Linked DNA regions of Mus musculus: region 1 is linked to region 2. The links are chromatin loops, found by intact Hi-C in ENCODE. Cell type or tissue: left cerebral cortex. All regions are shown on one strand. Links, peaks and the distances in the headings refer to the core of each region. The heading gives the core; the rest is flanking DNA.

The links. Hi-C counts contacts between places; a loop is a spot of excess contacts. Peaks named below come from ENCODE experiments on the same cell type or tissue, not always from the same donor. Only the 100,000 strongest peaks of a DNase experiment are listed, where the experiment ranks them.
Region 1: a loop joins it to region 2, with 6 times the contacts of the local background. A loop is called at or near these places in 31 of 42 quality-filtered maps.

Annotation. Positions count from the first base shown.
Region 1 is chr7:84,083,695-84,089,372 of GRCm38, forward strand. Cemip (cell migration inducing protein, hyaluronan binding) reads right to left here and starts at 2,811. Exons shown (of 29, transcript NM_030728.4): 1 at 2,564-2,811. In left cerebral cortex, for the core only: a CTCF peak has its summit at 3,033 (motif pointing right); DNase peaks (open chromatin) are centred at 1,619, 1,971, 2,792 and 3,028; H3K4me3 peaks cover 2,927 bases; H3K27ac peaks cover 1,254 bases.
Region 2 is chr7:84,353,562-84,359,239 of GRCm38, forward strand. It overlaps Arnt2 (aryl hydrocarbon receptor nuclear translocator 2), which reads right to left. Exons shown (of 19, transcript NM_007488.3): 3 at 959-1,006. Among named protein-coding and RNA genes, the nearest start is that of Gm30873, 20 kb to the left of the region's middle. In left cerebral cortex, for the core only: CTCF peaks have their summits at 879, 2,233 (motif pointing right), 2,835 (motif pointing left) and 4,373; DNase peaks (open chromatin) are centred at 2,238, 2,806, 3,236 and 5,057; H3K27ac peaks cover 1,468 bases.

The DNA of each region.
Region 1 (5,678 bases), core at 437-5,436, 270 kb before region 2:
CTGTGAAATGGTCACGACTCATCCCCCACAAAGGGTTTACAACCCATGGGTTGAGAACCGCTGGTCTAGATCAAAGGGCTAAAACGGAGCGCTGAAACTGACTTATTTCTTTCTTTTTTTTTTTTTTTTTTGGTTTTTCAAGACAGGGTTTCTCTGTAGACCAGGCTGGCCTCGAACTCAGAAATCCGCCTGCCTCTGCCTCCCGAGTGCTGGGATTAAAGGCTTGCGCCACCACGCCCGGCTGACTTATTTCTTTTTAAAAACAGTATTTGCTCCAAGTCGTGCAGGTAGGGAAACAGTGAACTGATTTGTCTTTCGTAAAAATCCTTCCACTTCTCTTCCTTCAGCACTTTCACCAATGTGAAAATAACAAGGTGGTAGAACCAATCCCAACCAGTTACTGGGCTAAGAAAGGGGACAGGGGGCGGGTAAGCATTTCAGAAAAATGCGCAGCACTTGGAAATGCACCTGTAATCTGGATCATTCTAGCAGAGTTCTCTGTGCTCAGCACTGGACTTAAATGCTTTGCCTTATACTGGTAATTTCAGCCACTTACCGAGCGATTCCGCTTGCCCCCAGTTACAGGGGAGGAAAAAAAGTTGACTTTCCTGAAGTCACAGATCTCTCTGTTTCTCTCTTTCTTTCCCTCTCTCCTTTCCTTTCTCTTTTTGTAACTATTTATTATATGTATGCTTCAGTCACAAGCAGGAAAGACCTGATTTCTTGCAGTTTTTAAAATAAAGAGACACACATTTCTGTATTTGAGTGTAGGTAGTACTGACAAAAGATCCCATCCCGTATCATTTCTTAATAAAAGAAGGACATAATCCCTACTCTGTTCCCAGATAGTCAGTTTGAACCATCCATCAGCTACGGCTATGTGGAGCCTTTGGAAGCTTCCTCAAGAGTCCAGCTTTAGAGGACACTGTTAGGATCAGAAAGAGCATGGCTGCTTTATACACCCACTCAGACACTTCCTTCGTAATTTTTTAAATGTGTTTTTTTTCTCCATTCTCTCATAAACTGTGAAACTAAAGTATTGATTCATTATCATATTATTACATTGTTTAATTTTACAAAACTGACCTTACACCGTGCACTGAAAGCAGTTTAGTTCTGTATCTAATTATATATACTTTTACCTCATTGTCTGGGTCATAGAACAAAAGTTTCACACCTGTCTCACCTCTGAGGGATCTCCATGTTGTCACATAAGAATAAAGGAAGCCCCTAGTGACATCAAGGGGCTACACAGAAAAAGATGCAAGCTCTGCTGGGACCTGGTAGAAAACCACAGCCTCCGGCAAAGTAGGCTCCCTCCTGAGTGGTTAGTGCCTCCAGAAAAAAATGCCTAGGTCCCCAAGACTGTTAGTCCCTCTCTACCTTCCTAGTGTCTGAACACCTTAATCAGTGAGGGAGGTGCCTGAACACACCAGACTCAGGGCCACAGGCCCCGAGTGGCGGAAGTAGCTGGGAGCTGTCCATGGTGGCGCCGAGCCTGGGCACGCGGAGCAGCCTATTCCCCGCCCGCGGGCGCGCCTTAGGGTCCCTCTCCAGACCGCGGAGATGGAAATGACTCCCTGGCTCACGGTCTCCTGGACAGGCTTCAGCCAAGCCGTGGCTCTCACATCAAAAGCTTGGTTTTAAAGAGAAGGTCTTACCTGTGGGCAGAGTTGGCTGCTCGGAGCAGGACTGAGAACCTCAGACCTGGGGCGGGTAGAGTGTCCAGTCTTGGGGAACACCGGCACAACGCTCGGTCAAGAGCACAAGGATTCTCTGGGGTTCATTCCGAGATGTCACCGAACCAGAGCGGAGAGCTTGAGAACCGTGGACAACTCAGTCTTGTGCCTTATGGAGACCTTGGTTTTTCTGTCAATCTAGCGAGACCCTTCTTGCAGATGCTGTCTGTTGCCAGGGGCCACCAAATGTCCCTGCAGCGCTGCCAGGCTTAGTGTTTGTTTAAATAACAGCAGAGGCCACCGAGGTCGTCTAACATCAGATCATCTCCTCCAGCCCGGTGCCAGCGTATCACTGGGAGGGCAGAGGCAGGTTAGGGAACCCAGGAGACCTTGCCTACGTGGTAGCGACAAGGTACAGTCTTGCGAAGCTCACCATTAGCCACACGGTAAGCGCGTTCCCTGCACCGGGCTCCTTGCGAGACCTGCCTAGGGGCCATCTCTCTTCGATTAGACACTGTTGTTTGTGTGAACATCTGGTGCCATTCACAGGGGCACAAACTAAGCAAAACAGAAATCCACCTCCCGTCGAATACATTCCTGGACGATGGTGTCCCCAACACCTGACATTTGTAAAGATTTCAGAGACGAAGGACCGTGGCGGAGGCGTGTGCCCACCAATATATTCATGGATAGGCAGGCAGGCAGACAGACAGACAGACAGACAGACAGACAGTGGTAGACAGCATAGAATAATAGGCTGGACAATCAGACTGATGGAGGGCAACGTTCTACCTAACAGAGGGGAGAATGTGGGATCCGGTCTCTCCTCTCCTCCCCATAGCTTAACCCAAGCAGCCCTCGCGCCCTAGCTCCGGTCCTCTTACCTCAGGTTGATGACCGAGACCCTGCCACGCCTCGGGGATCTGGAGTGCAGCATCCCGTAGTCTAGTATCTGATCCCACGCGTTGAGCTCCTGAGCGTAAGCAAGTGGGACGGGAGCTGGCGGAAAGTGGGGTGCAGATTCCGACCTCACTCGGCACAGTGCTCCAGCAGCACCAGACCACTGCCACTCAGCGCAGAAGGCGCTCCTCGCTCGACTCCGCGCGCTCACTGGCTTAGTAGCTAGCTCGGAGCTGCCAGCCCGAGCCGACGCTTTTTATAGTCGCCTTCCGGGCCTGACTCCTCCCCACCAGAGCCCCCGGCGCCCGCACTCATCCCGTCCCCCCTGTCCCACCCCTGTCTCTGGGCAGCGTCCTCCCACTCACCGCGGTGGGCGGCCTGCGGGGCTGGACCCGGGCGGGCTCTGGCGGCCGCTCCGGGAGCCGCAGACCTGAGCCCGAGAGCCGCCGCCGGGACAAGCCGTGGCCACCAGGTGAGGGCGCTGGAGCCTAGGACGAAAGCTGCGGACCTCCGAGGGCTTAGTGATGGAAGCGCAGCTTGTATCCAGTGGCCTCCCCAAGGGACAGTCAGCCAGAAAAAAGAGATTTTGACAGAGTCGCCACCACTCTACGTTCAGGCTGTTAGATTTCAAACCCGTAACACTTTTTGTAAGCCAACATAGCAACAGAATCCAGGATCGCCTAGGTCTAGAGGTCTCTTAGAGAAGATCTTGTTTTGAAAGCTAGGGAGATGACCGCTAAGATGTTTACAGGTTTGAAAAAACAGAGTTCAGTTCCCAGAATCCTCATAAAAATGCCTTGGGTGGGCAATAGCCCTAATTTGTAATTCCAGAGCTGGGGAGGTGGAGACAGGTGGCTTGTTGGGGCTTGCTGGCCAGTCCGGGTAAAATAGAGATACCCGGTCTCAAAAACAAATAACACTCCAAGCAGCTTGACCTCTGTCTTAGGGGACACACACATACACACACACACACACACGGATAGTAGAGTTACTTCTTCACATGTGTCAGTTTTCTGCACATGCCAGTTACTTGACCATAAACAAGGGACTTCACCATTGGGCTCCCATGAGCCTGGAGAGAGGATTTCAGTGAGATTTTGTGGGTACTAAGTCATAGTAAGTGTTTGCTATCCTGCATGTAGTCTGTGCCTGGACAGGACAATGTTCTCAAGGATCAAAACAAGACAGTGCCACCAGTGAGTTATCCTCTGCCATAGGAATAAGTAAGCCCACCCAGAGCATCTAGCATCTCCTCAACACTGGGTGCCCTGAGCACCAGCTACCTATCCACTCTGACCCTGGCAAAAAGGGTGAAAGGTGCTGGGGATTTTTTTTTCCATTTCATTTTAATTCTAAGATGACAGCTTTGGTTGCAATTCTATATGCTGTCCCTCTTTGAGACTTATTGCTCAGCTCCCTCCTCTGGTTAATGAGAGTTCTCAAGTACACATTTCTTCCTGCCTGCCAATGTCCTATGCTCACTGCTGTGCGAGAGGGTCTTCATTCTAGGCAGTGCCCACCAGCTTTAGGAATCTCAGTGCAGGCTTTAGGGCCAGTCTATGGCAGAGACTTTGGAAGCCCCTGTCTAGGTCCTCTGGGCAGCAGCCTTTGGGCCATGTGTTGGAACCAGGGAAGCACAGCACTCCACCCCAGATCTTCTCTAGAAAGCTGGAACCAAAGATCAAGAGTCTCAGTTTGCCTTTGAACTCCAAGCATACCATCAACGGGGTCTGGTAGCAAGCTTCCTTTCTTTGCTCTCCCTTTCTAGCAGAATAAAACTGAGACCTACCTCCTTATAAAGTGCCTATCCAGTCCTTGCAGTACACATACTTGCTGAATCCCTTTCTTAAGGAACCCATTCCCCAGGCCCACAAACAAGGAGGAGCAGGTGACTGGGCATTGTGCTTGGACCAGCCTCACTGGGGCTCCTTCTCCCACCAGTGGAGCACAGACCAGAGGCTGCAAAGCAAGGGAGGAGCTCATCTTCACAGGCATCTCAGGGATGAGGAGTAATCTCCTGCTTAAGGGATGGGCTCTGGGAAGTGCTTTGTCATGCTTTCTCCAAGATGCAGAGTGTCCAGCTCATTCCTCTGGCATCCAGTTTTCTTTTATCATCGGCTCATGCCTGGGGTGGAAGAAGCTGATGAATTACAGACAGGCTCCACATGTCTAAAACCAGATTCTCCAGCCACGTCCACTCAGCATTTCTACCCAGGCCTTTGTAACCCGCAGTGTATGATGGGTAATTCTTTTGGTGTGGATTACCAGCAATGTGAACCTGATGGATTTCCTATCTACACTTCTCTAAATCCAAGACTTATAAATGCAGAGATGGGGGCTAGTTGCAAAATGAACTGATAGCTTTCAAGTTCTTGCCAGGATCCCCAGAGGGACCAGTGGTGCTCTTGGCTGGGGGTGTACGGCGTCACACCAGCCTCTAAGACCTGCACTGAGTTCCTACCACCTTCCTGGAATATTCAGCCCTTAGACCTCATCCTGTAGGATGTCATATCTTGTCTTGCCCTGCTCCACCAACTGCCTGAATCTGACAAGGCAGCCATATTTCACATCCATCCCTTAAAACAAAGGTCACCTCACTTCACCTATTGACCACCAACGCTACCACCATCCATACACACCTGTGCACAGTTTGAAGGGCTGTCCACACCTGTAGCTCTGTTCTCCAAATCCGACTTCCTGGGATTTCCCTGACTTCTCCTCTAAGGTACTGAGAAAACCATCAGAAACAAGAAGCAGGATAAGGCTGCATGGGTTGGCTCTAGACCTTGAGAGTTCTACTAAACAAGCAAAACAGTGAACCTCGGGTATATCCCCAGAGACTGAACCGCTCAAGCAGGGGAAAGGAGCAAATTGCAATGCCACCAACAGGGGTCACCCTTGGACACAGAGCCTGAAGCTGGCGTCAGGAAAAGAACATTCTGAAGTCTGCATCCTGAAGCCAGGTTTCTAGCAAGTTCGAGTTGCTAGATTCCTGTTTTGTTGAAGGCCAAGGAGCTTGCCCAGTAGGGCACATCTGGCAAGAATTTAGGACAGGAAGTCCTAGGACCCTGGTCAACCTTTCAGGAGCTGTTTAAGTGG
Region 2 (5,678 bases), core at 500-5,499:
GGTTACAAAGAACCAAAAGGACCTTCATGCAGAAAAGTAGACAGCCAGCCTAATGTGCTGTGGGGACATCACACTTCTCAAAATTGCTTCAAACATCCAAGACTGTCAGTCCAAATGGAGTATGAATGCAGTAGGCAAGCAGCTATCACCGGAAGCAAGTTTCTAAGGTTAACAATAACCAAGAAAGAGTTCTCAGGAATGAGGGCATCAAGGCAAGCCCTGCTGTAAGAAGGTGGTACAGATGAAAAGTATGGTAAGAATGGAGGAATGATACCTTCCTTCAGCACACATCCATGTGTCCCAAAATGCCCCAACAGAACAAACTGGAAGAATCAGAAGTCATGGTTCTATCTTATACCACCAGCACTGTTGACCCAGGAGCCTTCCTTAAAGGTCGGCTACACCCAGAGCAGTGCCATAGAGCCAGCCAAAGATGCTGTTAATAGCTTGATTGTCAGGATCTTGACACCAACCCAGACAGGCTCCATATTTCCTGTATTTCTCCTTATTTTCCATAGTTAAAAAAACAAACAAACAGGATTCATGTTGATAATTCTCTCTATACTTGAACCCTAAGATTTTTTTTTAAAGGGAGACCATTAAAGTTAGTAGTTACTGTTTAACTTAAAAGCAAACAGGATTAAGAACTCACATTTGCTATGGGTTATTTTGAGACAAAATCTTGCTCTATGCCTTAGGTTTATCTTGAATTTGCCATCTTTCTGCCTCATACTCGCAAGTGCTGAGATTTCAAGCATGTACCACAAGGCTAGGCTTGGGACACTTCAGGATTACTAAGTTGCTTGCCACCAAGCCAAATACTTGCATTAAATGAGACGTACACAAGAGGGCCAGAGATCAGGCAATGGCTTGCTCAGTGACAAAAGGCACTAAGTGCCTGTTCATGACAGTCATGTGACTGCTGGCTACTGGCTTAAGAAAGGTAAAATAAACTCACCTTGAGAATTTACTGGGACCTTCACCATCTTCGTCATCGAAGTCCATTCTGGAAAGTCAAAGGCACAGGTAAGAACTAGTTATAACTCTCAGAGGACTCTAATTGGTTACATGAGCTGTGAACGCAGGGGAGTCTTCACCCCATCACATCGCTATGCAATGCTTCCAATTTTCACCCCATCACATCGCTGCTCAATGCTTCCGACCTTTGGCCATGCTAAACAGTATCCGCAGAGTCTCAAGAGAAAAAAATTACAAACAAAAGGTCTCCAGTACACTCACTATTAGTTCTCTGGTCAGAAATAGGAATACTCAAGTGTCAACTTGTCCCCCTTTGACGCTTCTCAGGTCACCAATGGATGACTCAGGCCATGTTGTGTGAAGGCATCAATGTTTCTTGTCTGCCATCATCCCTGGAGTATGTGGGTCCATCCACATCATGTATTCTATACCAGCACTTAATTTCTTACTTTTATGGTATATTGCTCAAGGGATTTGGAAGACAGTAAGTTCAAAGGGCGATGACATAATATCAGGGGACAGTGAAGCTGTCTGAGAATACTGCTTGTGACTTGGTGAGTCTCTACCAACCTCAGGGCAAAGGTCCTTCAAGAAAACCAGCCTGTTACACCCAGGATCAAACAGGCTGTTGAGGAGGAAATGGGCCTTTGATACCAAAATCACTGAAGCTGGTTGTCTGCTCGTTGAAGCTCACAGAATTACTCTTGAGATTCTTCTCTGCTGGGCCTCCCCTTGTTAATATCAATGTTTTGGTGAATTCTTACTGAACTAACACTCCAAATGATCCTTCTTAAAGGCCCAAGTGCTTCTGATGTCAGCACACACAGGTTGGAAGATGTTAGGGCAGAGGGGAACATAACCATGATCAAGTGCACCCAGAGTTTCTGCGGTAGGAAATGAGCAGTCAGCATGGCTCTTGAGTGTGGCATCCATCTGCAGACCCTATATCACCCTGCTTGTTTTTAGTAGGCCTGAAGGATTTGGTGAGATATAGTCTCATGATCCAAGCAGGAGAGAGGCTGGCTGCCTGACTGGAGGTCTGAGGAATTCCATGTTTTAGCAGTTTATTATGAGAATGGAGAATACCCAGTGAGATTCGGCTCAAACAATAAACAAGCAGAGAATGAAGTATGTGCCAGAAGACCACAGTTACAGAGGCCACACCTTCTGGTCCCTCATAGGGAGGGTGAACTTCATTTCCTAGTCTTTGAGGGATTGAATAAGTGACCCAGGAAATGCATGGGGCACCCAGGCCACCAGGAGGCAGTCATGTTACACATAAAGAGCATACTTGTCCACATACCTCAAGATGAGCCCCAGTGAGATGTGTGGCTAAGCAAGAACTCGAGGGACCTAGGAACTAGGATCAGATACGGCAAAATGAAGGGAATGAGGACAGCTTTTGCATGTCTTTGCTCTGGATTATATGCAGTGCAGCCTGAGTTGACATGTCCAGAATTCCCTGACGGGATCCCTCATCCACTTAGATCCTTGGTCCTCAAAACCCAACTGTCCTCACAACAAAAATGGCAGTTGTGATGAAAGAAATTCCTCTGTACAAAGAGGAACGGAGATGGACAGGATGAAGGGAAAAGACAGAAGACCACATGCATGTCACCCGCGAGATGACCATGTATCGCTCTCCACAGCATGGCTTTGGAAGTTCAGCCCTGGGCCAGAGCTGTCTACAGGACAAATGGAGCTGAATGTGGGAATTCTAAATAAAGAAAGCTCATTAATATCCTGTATAATTACTAAGCTATCATCTCACCTTCCTGGAAATTGCCTGTGGAAAATAACCACCAAAAATGTTTAACTGAGGTCAGTTGCATTTTTGCAGAGCCACACTGCCACCTAGTGCTTGTAAAGGGAAAGATCACCTTTTCTGCCTTCATAAACTACCTACGTTTTCAAAATTCCAAATGATTTGTGCCTGGATTCATCAAAACCGTAAATAGGTGTAATATACACAGTTATTTTTAAAATCCCATTCAGTTCAATTTGATATCACAGCTTCTGTAACATTGAGAGAGAGAGAGAGAGAGAGAGAGAGAGAGAGAGAGAGAGAGAGAGCAGAGCACGCTCGAGAAAGAGCAAGCTCTTCCACTCTTGCGTTTGCCTGTGGAGATAGAGGACATGTGAGAGATTAGGCTTTCTCCTTCTATCTGTGGATATGGTTATGTAACTTAGGTCATTAGGCATGGCAGCAAGTGCCCATACCACTGAGCCATCTCAAGGGCCTTTGATAGGATTATAATAAATAAGCAAACTCCTACAAAACATAACTGACTAGTTGGCCCTCAATCCAGGCCTAAAGATCAATGAGATGCTTGGAGTGACCAAGGGCAGGTCTTCTTGGACTCCAGGACTTTGGTGCTGAAACAGTCACAAGCAAGTCAGGATAGTTTGTCATCCTCATTTTGACAGAGTTTTCTTTACTCAATACCCTACAGAATAGATATAGGAAGAACTGAGTGGTGTAGTAAAGGGTTCCAGCCCTGCTAGGCAAGCTTCGGATCAGGCCAGCATCAGGTGAAAGAAAAGGGTGGTCTAGATCCTGAGTCTACTGGAGTTCATTGGAAACCTGGAGTCATGACTTGTATATGAAAAATTAAAGACCAAGAAACTATGGCTCCTACCTGAGAACGTGTGCAATCATACTGTGTAACATGGAGAGAAGCTATACCCAACACCTATAAGTGTGTATACAATCATACACATGTAGAATGGAGAGAAACAGTACCTTCCCACCCACGAGTATGTATGCAATCACATACATACAGCATAGAGAGAAACTACCCCTGCCACTTGTGTGAGCGTCAACTCACACTTAGACAGCAATCCTGTTAATAGTTTGAAAGGCAAATAAAGTGGGTCCAGTCTAGGAGATAAATCAGAAGCCCCATATGAGTATTTAGAGCCACTCAGTTTCACTAGTCCCTCAGCAATGCCACACACACACACACAGACCGCTAAAAAAAAACACACACACACATGAAAAAAAAAACTTCAAAACACTTGCCCTGGTGTTACGTTCAGGTCCCTGCCACCATGTCCAATGTTAAATATGACTACAATAAGCTGAGCTTATTACTTCTGGGATGAGAAGCATAGTAAATCATCCTTTGTTTTTTATGTTTCTCTCTTATTATGAAACATCTGGATAATAAAATAAATCAAAATGTGACTTTAAGCCCTATTGTATTCTCTCTAAAAATCAAAAACAAAAACAAAACGAACCTCAGCACGGTGAACGAGTGAGTCTCCAGACAGTGAGCTGAAAACATAGTTGACCCTACTTCCTGTTGGGCGGTCTGAACAAGAAGCTCGGACAGGCATTTCGCAGCATAATTTAAGTGAGAAAGAAGTGAGGAGTCTCCCTAGCGGTGCTGTTTAAGAATAACAGTGCAGCATCACATAAGAGTTTGCACAGAGCATTCGCTTCTCAAGCAAAGAGAAAGGTCATTCTAGTACAGTTGCCCAGCACTGGCTACGCAGGAGCAGTCCTGATCCTGGCCACAGGTCCCCAGAACAGAGCAGTGGCAACATGTCTGAAAATATTCCCACTCCAGGAAGACCCACTTACAGAGTCATCCCTGCCCTTCCTCTCTTTCTTTCCCTCACACCTCTTTATTTCTCTTGTTCTTTAATTTCTAAAACAGGGTCACACTATTTAGCCCAGGCTGGTCTTGAACTCCAGAGTCTCCTGACTCTGTCTACCAAGGGCTGGGATTTTCCCTTAGTGATAGTGGTTTAGAAGCTCAGCCCTGGATACAAGGCAGTGGCAGGAACTGATACATTCCTGCCCATCGCTGTATGCAGCCTCCACCCTCCACTCTGATGGCTAGCTTCATCGTCTCCCTTAACTCATGGCCACTTCCTCAGTGAGGTTAAAAGCTGCTTTTGCCCCTTTGCTGGGTGGGAGTCTCCCTCTCTTGCTGAGCTTAGGGAGGTCACAACAAGAATGTATGTCAGGTGACTTGCTTCAGCTCATTTCTCCCACACATGTGGAGCTACTTTGCAAAGAATCTAAAACTTCTGAACCTTCACCCTGTGTCCAGGCAGCCAGGAGGAGAGCAGCACCCTGCTGAGAGGCTCACTGTGAAGTCCTGACAGTGAAGTGGGAAGAAAGCCCAGCCAGGAAGGACTCACAGCACTAGGTCCGGCACATGTCCAGAAGGATCCAAAGTCCTCAAGAGGTCAGTGTGGCCAGTTCTATGAGGCTGTGAAGCACTGGAGAGGAATGGGTGACTGTCTGAGCCCTTGGAACACTTCACTAGCAGGTGAGAGAGGGAGACCTGGAAAGGAACGGGCCAGGGCACGCCAGTGCTGGCTTTTCTCCCTCATACTCTATCTTCTTCCACATCCCTCTGAGTCTCTTCAAGCATGCCTCACAATCTTAACAGAAGGAACAGTTGGAGACACCATGCTGGTGACAGTGACAGCAAACAACAGTCAATGCCAGCCATAGTACAAGGCCCTGATGGAGCTATCAGCCTTTTGATGCCAATACTGGGATTTCATGAGAAGATATAAAAACAAAAAACAAAACAAACAAACAAACAGAAACAAAAAAAAAAAACCCTGCCAGATGTAAGAAAGCACCAAGACTTACTATGGAAACAGGTCTGCAAAAGAAGTGGTTCCCTTCTTAGACCCTGGATGAATCTTTTTAAGTCATGGTGTCTGATTCCCACCAT